2 separate regions of the Homo sapiens genome follow, and region 2 is linked to region 1. A link is an interaction called in ENCODE POLR2A ChIA-PET data of the cell type or tissue named here. Cell type or tissue: K562. All regions are shown on one strand. Each heading gives the region's core, and the rest is flanking DNA. Links, peaks and the distances in the headings are about the cores only.

Evidence for each region. Peaks named below come from ENCODE experiments on the same cell type or tissue, not always from the same donor. Only the 100,000 strongest peaks of a DNase experiment are listed, where the experiment ranks them.
Region 2: POLR2A ChIA-PET joins it to region 1 with 5 read pairs; 2 of 35 experiments call an interaction of 5 or more read pairs at or near these places.

The regions. Positions count from the first base shown.
Region 1 is chr16:25,269,538-25,274,917 of GRCh38, forward strand. No RefSeq gene overlaps it. Among named protein-coding and RNA genes, the nearest start is that of ZKSCAN2, 14 kb to the left of the region's middle. In K562, for the core only: no CTCF peak of the experiment used is centred there; DNase peaks (open chromatin) are centred at 584 and 2,104.
Region 2 is chr16:25,422,344-25,427,723 of GRCh38, forward strand. It overlaps LINC02191 (long intergenic non-protein coding RNA 2191), which reads right to left. Exons shown (of 4, transcript NR_184338.1): 3 at 1,656-1,921. Among named protein-coding and RNA genes, the nearest start is that of LINC02191, 8.7 kb to the right of the region's middle. In K562, for the core only: no CTCF peak of the experiment used is centred there; no DNase peak of the experiment used is centred there.

The DNA.
Region 1 (5,380 bases), core at 118-5,117:
TTGGGAGTTTGGGTAGGTGTAAGCAAGTAGGCAATTAACTACCCAAATCAGGAGGTCTGAGAATGGGCTAGTGGACAGAGCAGGAGCATTGCTATCTTGGACAAACCCCACCATTTTAAATTCCCCTTGATTAAAAAAAACCTGCCTAAATCCAGCCCCCAAACATCAGCCTAATGGCTAATGTTAGCATAACCAGAAACATTCCAACCCTAAGATAAACGCCACTCCAACCAGAAACATGCCGACCCCAAGATAGCTTCACCTCCAACCAGAGACTTTCCAACCCCATGATAAACTTTCCCTCACATCGAAACATTGCGAACCTACGATAAGCTCCCCACTTCCTATATCCTTAAACATCTTTAGTCTGTAAGAGAGAGTGCCCCCGATCAAAACTGGTCAGAAACCCCTCAGGTTTATTCTCCAAAAGAAACTGACTTTGAATGTTAAGCTGCTTTTCATGTTTCTTTGCTCTTTAACTCTTACACTAGTGGGTCATTTCCCAAGTGTGATGCTATCTACACTAGTTTACCATGGTTGCTGAGAAGATAAAATATATGCCTGGACCTGTTGTTAGTCTACTAGGTTGCTGTAAGGAGAGTCTTCCAAGAATGAGGCAAGATAAAAAAGCAGAGGGTGCCACAGAGTTTGAAGTCATTATTTGAGCTCCTAGATGCAACTGCACCTGAAACTAGACCCCTGTCTCTAGGTTTTTGAGCCAATATATTCCTTTGCTTTGCTTAAGCCACTTTGAATTCAATTTCTGTCACTTGCAACCCACACAGTTCTGACTGATATACAAAATAAACATATTACATGTTATCTTCTGTGACTCAGAAATTATTATCCATTTTTACAGATGAGGAGTTGGAGTTTTAAAGGTGCAGGTAACTTGCAGTGAAAAGCTAAGGTCTGGCACAAGGTTGATCTTGAATCTGAAGAAGAAATGGTTCAAAGTCTCCTTTAGAGATGCTACCTTCCTGCTGCTCACTTCCAGAATTTAGTCAGGGAATTATTGGGCTGACTTGAGTTGTTGTGTATACAGTCTGTGAACTTGCAGTTTATGGTATTTTATAATTTTGTTTTCCCTGCCGTTCTGCTAATGCAGCTTTGTGAGCAAACATTGCCTGTGATTTAAATCCACCACCGTAATGAAACGCACACACACACATGCACACACACTTCCTTGGAACAGTCCACAGCTCTCTGATTAATCACATGTGTACAGTACAGTGTTTACAGGAAATCAGCAGGTGGCAATTAGCATCTTGGAAATTATCTGGGAAACACAACTGGAGCTGCCACTTCAGGATGGAAATGTGGCAACAACCGGCAAAGTGACAAACCCCTTGGAGTTGGAAATGAATGGGGCTGAAAGCGCTGCCAGGCACACAACAGCTGGTGGGGGCAGCCCGGTGTGGACTGCAGACTGCCTGCTAGCTTCTTCCTTTTCTTCCCAACGCGTAAGAAGCAATCCTTGAGTAGAGACATGTAATAGATGCTCAGACCTGGCTGGACATGGTGGTTTATGTCTGTAATCCCAGAACTTTGGGAGGCTGAGGCAAAGCCATGAGTTCAAGACCAGCCTGGGCAACATAGTGAGACCCTGTCAGTGCCCCCCCACCCCCCAAAAAAAAAAATTACCCAGGTGTGGTGGGGCATGTCTGTAGTCCTAGCTACACAAGAGGCTGAGATGGGAAGATTGCTTGAGACCAGGAGTTTGAGGCTACAGTGAGCTGATTGCACCACTGCACTCCAGCCTAGGTGGCAGAGTGAGACCCTGTCTAAAAAAAAAAGGAAATGTTTTCAACAATGACCAAATGGAATGAAATAATGTTTATTCAGTATGTATCACAGTATCTGCCACATAATTCTCAATAAATAGTAGGTATTTTCAATTATTATTTAGATCAAGGCACAGGCAGACACTGGCATTACTGTAACACTTGTTAAAATATTAAGCTATTTCCATATCAGTTGGAAAACAGCTGCTTTCTTGAACCCTCTGAGTGGCTCCCCACTGCTGCCCTCCCTTGGGAGCCACACTCTTCCGGATCCAGTGATCAAAACGTTAACGTCTCAATCCTGCTCCAGCGATAAGTCCAGTGTCCATTCTGATTGGTCAGTTTCTGTGCTGTCAGGACTCTTACTGCTCAGGAGTTTCAGTGACCACAAGAGAAAGCAGCAACACGAGGATGGATGTACTGAAAGGAGTGAGGAGAGGAAACAGTGCCAGTCTGTTTTATACATGAGATGTTCTTCATCAATAATTGAAAACAAATTCAATGCTAGTTGGTATGGTTTGGCTCTGTGTCCCCACCCAAATCTCATCTCAAACTGCAATCCCCACATGTTGAGGGAGGGACTTGGGAGGTAATTGGATCGTGGGGGCAGTTTTCCCAAAGCTGTTTTTGTTTTTTGAGACAGTTTTACTCTTGTTGCCCAGGCTGGAGTGCAGTGGCACGAGCTCAGCTCATTGCAACCTCCACCTCCTGGGTTCAAGCAATTATTCTGCCTCAGCCTCCCAAGTAGCTGGGATTACAGGTGTCCACGACCACACCTGCCTAATTTTTTTTGTATTTTTAGTAGAGACGGGGTTTCACCATGTTGGCCAGGCTGGTCTCGAACGCCTGACCTTAGGTGATCCACCTGCCTTAGCCTCCCAAAGTGATGGGATTACAGGTGTGAGCCACCACGCCCAGCCCCAAAGCTGTTCTTGTGATAGTGAGTGAGTTCTCATGAGATCTGATGGTTTAAAAGTGTAGGCCGGGTTCGGTGGCTCATGCTTGTAATCCCAGCACTTTGCGAGGCTGAGGCAGGCAGATCACTTGAGATCAGGAGTTCGAGTCCAGCCTGGCCAACATGGCAAAACCCTGTGTCTACTAAAAATACAAAAATTAATTGGGTGTGGTGGTGCACACCTATAATCCCAGCTACTTGGGAGGCTGAGGCACAAGAATCACTTGAACCTGGGAGGCGGAGATTACAGTGAGCCAAGATCACACCACTGCATGCCAACCTGGGTGACACAGCAAGACCCTGTCTCAAAAAAAAAAAAAAAGAAAAAGAAAAAGTGTGGCACTTCCCTCCTAGCTCTCTCTCTCTCCTGCCACCACGTATGATGTGCCTTGCTTCCCCTTCTCCTTCCACCATTATTGTAAGTTTCCTGAGGCTTCTCCAGCCATGTGGAACCATGAATCAGTTAAACCTCTTTTCTTTATAAATGATGTAGTCTCAGTTAGTTCCTTATAGCAGTGTGAAATGGACTAATACACTAGGTATATGTATATCTGTACTTATGTCTACATATATTGATATCACTATCAACATCTATATCTATATCGTCTTCTGTAAATGAAGTGGCAGTAAAGCCCTGAATTCCAGTCTCTCTAACATTCACATTGGTTCTCAGCCCTGGTTGCACATCAGTGTCACCTCTGAGAGCACTTACAAAATACAGATGCTTGGACACCATCCACAGAGATTCTAATCCAGTAGACTTGGGATGAAGCCCAATCATCAGAATTTTTAAAAAAATAAAATCTCCCAAGATGATATTAGCATGCCATTGAGAGCCACTAACTTAAATTTACTAAGCTTCATGTTCCCATGTAATCAGTACAAACACCCATCTCCCAGGATTACATAACACAATGTACATGAGGCTTTTTATCACAATGTGGGACCTAACCCTGTAAATGTTAGTTCCATTAATAATTAATATTCATTACTTTTTTCTTTTGAGATGGAGTCTCGCTCTGTCGCCCAGACTGGAGTGCAGTGGCACGATCTCGGCTCACTACAACCTCCACCTCCTGGGTTCAAGTGATTCTTCTGCCTCAGCCTCCTGAGTAGCTGGGATTACAGGCACCTGCCAACACGCCCGACTAATTTTTGTATTTTTAGTAGAGACGGGGTTTCACCATGTTGGCCAGGCTAGTCTCCAACTCCTGACCTCAGGTGATCCACCTGCCTCAGCTTCCCAAAGTGTTGGGATTACAGGTGTGAGCCACCGTGCCCGGCCTTTAAATTTTTTTATTGGAAAAAATTTTTTGCCCATGACACAGCCCTCAGGAAACCCTGAGAACATGTGCCCTAATTCATTTTTTTATATGAAGTAGAGGTGAAAATTCTTTTATATTTTTTCTATATGGATATCGAATGGTTCCAGCATCATTTTGTTAAAAAATTCTCTTTCTCCATTGCATTGACCTGGTACCTTTGTGAAAAATAAGTGGATTCAATATGTATGGGTCTATTCCTGTATTCTATTCTGTTCCATTGATCGGTTTGTCTATCCTTACGTTGAGTCCTTGTCTTTTAATTGGAGATTATTGATGCAGTTTGTTGACTCCTTCTGTATATCCTAATTTCTCTAATCAGGCCAAATCTTTCTCAGTAACAGCAAGGGATAAAGAAAGCAAAGAAGGCAGTGAGCTGAGTGCTGCTAAGCCAATTCAAAAAGCCGTCAGAGGAATGAGCCCTGCTTTGACTTGTGCAGGTGTTTCTTTCCACTGATCAATGGTTATCAGGTCAAAAAGCAAGGCAACACGATTAAATAATCAACATTTTCTACCTAAGTTATGACCATGCCAGTGAAAGGCAAAGTAGGGCTGCAGTAGCCAAGAATGTCCCGAGCTCCCAGCTGCAGCCCAATCCCTTGAATTTACACCCTAAGCCCATCACTCACTCTTAAACTCAGTCCACTGTTCAAAAGCCTCCAGAACAACCTCCCAGAACTTCCGCCGAGGTAGAACTGGTTGGCGCATATGCTGTTCTGACTGTAATTACTGTTTGCTCTGTTCACTTCATTTGTATGACTTTTCTAATATCATAATGATCATATCATTATCAAGAAGAGGAGACCCTTTGTAGTAATTTGCTATAACAAAGTCCTACAAACTGGGTGGCTTAAACAATATAAATGTATTTTTTCACAATTCGGGAGGCTAGAAGCCTGAGATCGAGGTATTGGCAGGGCTGATTCTGAGGTCTCCTTGACTTGTAGATGGCCGTCTCCTCCCTGGGTCTTTATCTGGGCTTTTCCTTGGACATGTCTGTGGTTAAAGTGATGAAAACTCATGGCTTGTTATCTTGGATTTGTTGCTTAAAATTTGTGTGATGTTGAGCAAGTCGTCTACACTCTTTGCACTTCAGTTGTACCAAAGTGGGTTGGAAGGTTCTTATTTATTTATTTATTTTTTAGATGGAGTCTCACTCTGTTGTCCAGGCGGGAGTGCAGTGGTGTGATCTTGGCTCACTGCAACTTCCGCCTTCCGGATTCAAGCCATTCTCCTGCCTCAGCCTCCTGAGTAGCTGGGACTACAGGTGTCTGCCACCATGCCTGGCTAATTTTTGTATTTTTAGTATCCACCTGCCT
Region 2 (5,380 bases), core at 157-5,156, 150 kb after region 1:
AATCTCAACAGAAGGACCAAACTAACACAGGAGGTGATCTCAGGAAGCACAAGTGAAGAAATGGAGAGGATAAGACAGATGGGAGAAAAACCAGTAAAAAGTGTACTGAGGAGCAGGTGGCCCCATGGGCAGGTCACACTGGGATCTTGTTAGAGACTACGTTGAGAATACTCAGGATTGTCTCAGCCAAGGGCAAGGATGCTAGGGAATTTATTTATGGTTTTCCATTTCCCACTGGCTGAAGATCACCTGAGGGCATCAGCTCTCCCCTACTTGTAGGTGGCAGAGAAGGGTCCTGGGTACTAGCAAAAGCCTTCAGGCAGAGAGGAAAGATGCAAATGCTTGAGGCTGGAAACTGTCTATCAAAGCTGTAGGTAAGCTCAGGTGAGCCAAGGGGATATGGCACAGGGCACCAACAGCATATGCTATACCTGTGAAAAAAGAAAGGTAGGGACCACTGGTAGCTTACAATATCCCTAGTGTAGCAATTCCAAATAATGTATCTTTCCCAGGAATTTTAGTCTGGGCATGGTGGCTCATGCCTGTAATCCCAGCACTTTGGGAAGCTAAGGCGGGAGGATTGCTTGAGGCCAGGAGCTGGAGACAAGCCTGGCCAACATGGCGAAACCCTGTTTCTACTTAAAATACAAAAAATAGCTGGGAATGGTGGTGTGTACCTGTTATCCCAGCTACTCAGGAGGCTGAGGCATGAGAATTGCTTGAACCCAAAAGGTGGAGGTTGCGGTGAGCCTAAATCATGCCTCTGCACTTCAGCCTGGGCAACAGAGCAACACTCTGTCGCAAAAAAAAAAAAAAAAAAGAAGAATGCTTCCTTCCCAAGAATTTCAGATCGAGCATGGTGGCTCATGCCTGTAATCCCAGAGCTTTGGGAGGTCAAGGCAGGAGGATCGCTTGAGGCTAGGAGTTCTAGACCAGCCTGGGCAACATAGTGACATCCTGTCTTTACAAAAAAGTAAGAAATTAGCCAGTGTGGTGGCATGCCTCTGTAGTCCTAGCTGCTTGGATCACTTGAGCCCAGGAGATCTGGGCTGCAATGAGCTATGATGGCGCCATCAGACTCCAGCCTGGAAAGAATTTTAACTTGTCTTGGGAGTGCCTCAGATTGGCCAAATTAGTGTCACCTGACCTTCCCTAAACCAATTACTGTGGCCATGGGAATGGAATATTCTGTTACATTGCAGTATATGATCGGGCCATCTCTCTGATTATGCCTGTTGGTATCTAAGTAAGTCTGCTTTTTTTTTGAGACGGAGTCTCACTCTCTTGCCCAGGCTGGAATGCAGTGGTGTGATCTTGGCTCACTGCAACCTCCACCTCCTGGGCTCAAGCAATTCTCCTGCCTCAGGATCCCGAGTAGCTGGGACTACAGGCACATACTACCACAGTCAACTCACATCTACTGGGAATGGGGTAGGGATATTTTCCTAAAAGAGATGCTGATTAGCTTAAAATCCTGTGACCATCACAAGACATGATCTTAAGGCTTGGAAGATGGAGGAAGATTCCACATTATAGTGCTTTTCAGTGTCCAGTCAGGAGCTGCATAGAAGCCTAGAGATCTCAGGATCACGTGGGTTCTGGGGAACTAAGTTGACCCTGGAGCACACTGGAAACAATTACCAGATATCACTTACTGGTGGGGCTGCAGCCCTTTGCCACCTCCATGCTGAGCTTTCATTAGCTGAGTCTTCATTGGCTGAGTCCTCCTGGGCTGAGGGCACAGCTATCTGGAGCCTGCCAAGAGCATCTTCTCACTGCTACACTCTGCTTGTTGCTAGCCCTGGAGAAGGGCTGACAGTCTTGGGGATGCAGGTCCCCAACTGCTTTCCATGCTTTTCTTCAGCCAAGAGCACAGCCCACATTTGAGTTGGGTTTAGGACGTGGTCTCTGCCCCAGCGCCCTGGGGTGGGAAATGGGAGAAGTGTACAATTAGCAATTAACAGCTTTATCTCTACTCACATGTAAGAGACATAATTAGCTGGTTCCATCTGTTCCTGATACCTGCTGGAGTCAGCCATTCACACCTCAGCCAGATATTACAGGGAGTGGGAGGGCCTGAAAAAGAAACATTGCAAAAATAACTCACGTTTTGTTGTTTTAGACATCTTGCCCCTTTGGAGTCGGTCTCCAACTCTGCTCCCTTCAGGTGCATACAATTTGCTGTCAGTTGGCAAGGAAAGGTGTGAGCTAACGAATATGGAAGCTGAAGATCTGTGTGATTTTTCCCAGGAGCTGAGAGCTTCAGTTTAAAGAGACAAGACTTGGTGTCTCAATTGGGGTCACATCACAAATAGGAGTTGAGCCTGGAAACTGGCATGGGAAATTTTTTTTTTTTTGAGATGGAGTCTCACTCTGTTGCCCAGTCTGGAGTGCAGTGGCATGATCTCCGCTCACTGCAACCTCCGCCTGTAGGGTTCAAGGAATTCTCCTGCCTCAGTCCCCCAAATAGCTGGGACTACAGGTGCCCGCCACCACGCCTGGCTAATTTTTTGTATTTTTAATAGAGACGGGGTTTCACTGTGTTGGCGAGGATGGTCTTGATCTCCTGACCTCGTGATCTGTCTGCCTCGGCCTCCCAAAGTGCTGGGATTACAGATGTGAGCCACCGTGCCCGGCCTGGCATGGGAAATATTTTCAGAAGGAAAGTCCAATTTTAGAAGGACCAAAAAAAAAAAAAAAAAAAAAAAAAGTCAACAGCTGCAGTCTCTACACCCACTGGAGCAAGCAACTTGTCCAAAGTCACACAGCAAGGAAGAAGATGAGCTGGGATTTGCATCTAAGTATATCTAATTCTAAGCCTGTTTTCTAAATCATTATCCATCACTGCTGCTTTGTCGACATCATGGTCTCAATGGGCATTAGGAAAGGCCAGGACAACTTTTAATTTTTTTGAGGCCAAAACAGCCATGCCCCAAAAATGTGGTATTTAAAAAGAAATGTGCCCATATACATAATTAATGCATTTAATGTAAAAATGTGTGATGCAATATAGTTGGGTTATTCACAAGATAATTACAGGGCTCATAAAATATTAATTCATAGTACTCTACAAATGGCAGAGCCTGGATGAGGGACATATATTTATCAGGGTCTCTATGGAAAGAAGATGGCATACTCAGAAGAAGATTATTCAAAGAAAGTTTATTTACAAAGGGCTTATTTACAGATGTTTGGGTGTAGAAGAACCACAGAAGACAGTGTAATTATCTAGGTTAGTAGCAGACAACAGTTACCACCTCCAGGCTCTAAGGGACAAGTTAAAGTAAGAGCTTTGTATGGCAAGGGCATTGGGTGCAGCACTGATGTGTCAGGAGCTGCAGCCAACCAGGGAAACAAATAACCTTAAGGTAGGAGGCAGAACTCAACCCTGGACCAGAACTAAGACTGGCTGAAACAGGGAAGAGGCACCACCACCACCTCTCCATAAGATACGCCCACCAGTGCCATGACAGTTTATCATTGCCGTGGCAACACCTGAAAGTTATTGCCCCTTTCCATGGCACCCTGTTTCTAGAAATTTTGAAATAACCCATCTCTTAATTTGCATGTAATTAAAAATGGGTATTAATATGGCTGGAGACCTGCCCCTGAGCTGCTGCTCTCCACACACTGTCTAGGATGGGGGAGCCCTGCTCTGCAGGAGCAGTCAACGGAGCTGTAACACTGCTGCCTTCATACAACTGTCTTCTTCTACCACTGGCTGGCTCTTGAATTCTTTCCTGAGTAAAGCCAAGAATCTTCCCAGGCTAAGCTCCAGTTTTGGGGCTTGCCTGCCCTACATCAACCTGACTTCATAGTTGACCCTGTCTCTGACTTCCTACCAGAAGGAAGTCCCCACTGATAGAACCAATAAGGATACGGTGAGTGACACATCTGGGGATCAACAATTAAGGAGGCCTTCACTGTCAGGACTGGGCATGGAGCACTTGCACAGCCCTGAGAATGACAGCCTTCTTAAATGTTCCACCCTCAATGCCTCACTCTCCCTACCCTAGCCCCAGCCTTGGTCTCGGGGTCTGGTATGACATCTACACAGCTTAGCCTTTAGCAGTCCTGACTGGGTGGAGAAGGGGAGAGAGAATTTACAGGAGAATGGGAAGATATCCAGCACAAAGAAACAAGTTTAAAATTTAACATAAACATTTTCCTTTCCACCATATGCTTCTTTCCAAGACTGTTTATTAACCTTATTTGAAGAGAAAGCCCAAAGTTGAAATATGATCCCTCCTTTTCACCCTGTGATAAGCCGTGGTGGATCTCAGTTTATTGTAGTGATTGGAAATGAAGCTGTTTCCCTTTAGGGACATAGACAACCAGAGACAAAAGAAAGCTTCCCCATAGAAGGCTCCTCTTTGGCTTGTATTGCATTCCAGGCAAGCATATTCCCGTTTTCCCACTCTTTTGTGGATCTCAGAATATTCATCTTCCCTTTCAACCCAGCCCACTCACTGGATCCCACTGGCTTTAGCTCCTGCTGCTTCAGCCATTCCTGTGACCAAGACATTTCAGACAAAATGAGCTTTTCATTCAGTATCATCAGAGGCAAGGAGCTGAATTCTCCTGCCTACCTTTTTCTGCCCACTGTCTTTGGCCTTACCATAATTTGGTTCCCCTGCCAGGCCATCTGCATAATGAGTTCCTCCTATGGGTTTTGCTCTGTCAATCTGGATGCCCCACCACCCCCCATGGTGCAGTTTGGCCACCACCACCCTGACTGTCAGCTAGATCTTGGCAATCATTGGGCCTCTCTTCCATTCATGCTCTACTACTATGCTACTTTTTTTTTTTGAGGTGGAGTCTCACTCTGTTGCCAGGCTGGAGTGCAGTGGCAAGATCTCGGCTCACTGCAACCTCTGCCTCCTGGGTTCAAGCGATTCTCCTCCCTCAGCCTCCTGAGTAGCTGGGACTACACGTGTGCACCGCCATGCCCGGCTAATTTTTGTATTTTTAGTAGAGACAGAGTTTCACCATGTTGGCCAGGATGATATTGATCTCTTGACCTCGTGATCCACCTGCCTTGGTCTCCCAAAGTGCTGGGATTACAGGCGTGAGCCACCGTGCCTGGCTAGTACTCTGCTATTTTAATTATTGAGGGCCTCTAATAGATTTCAGTCATCTGGTGGAAGTAGTTGTTGATCTCCCATTACATTTCTTTTTTTTTATATTGTCCAAGATTAAAAGTTTTTATGAAATTCTGTACCAAGAAAGACATTTCATGGGGATGTGACATGGATTTGGAAGGCAATATGGCAGAGTTCTTAAATATACATGCTCTGGTGTCTGACTTAATCCAACCTTTACTACTAACTGTTCTAGGCAACTTACTTAATATCTCTTAGCATCAGTTTTATCCCCTGAA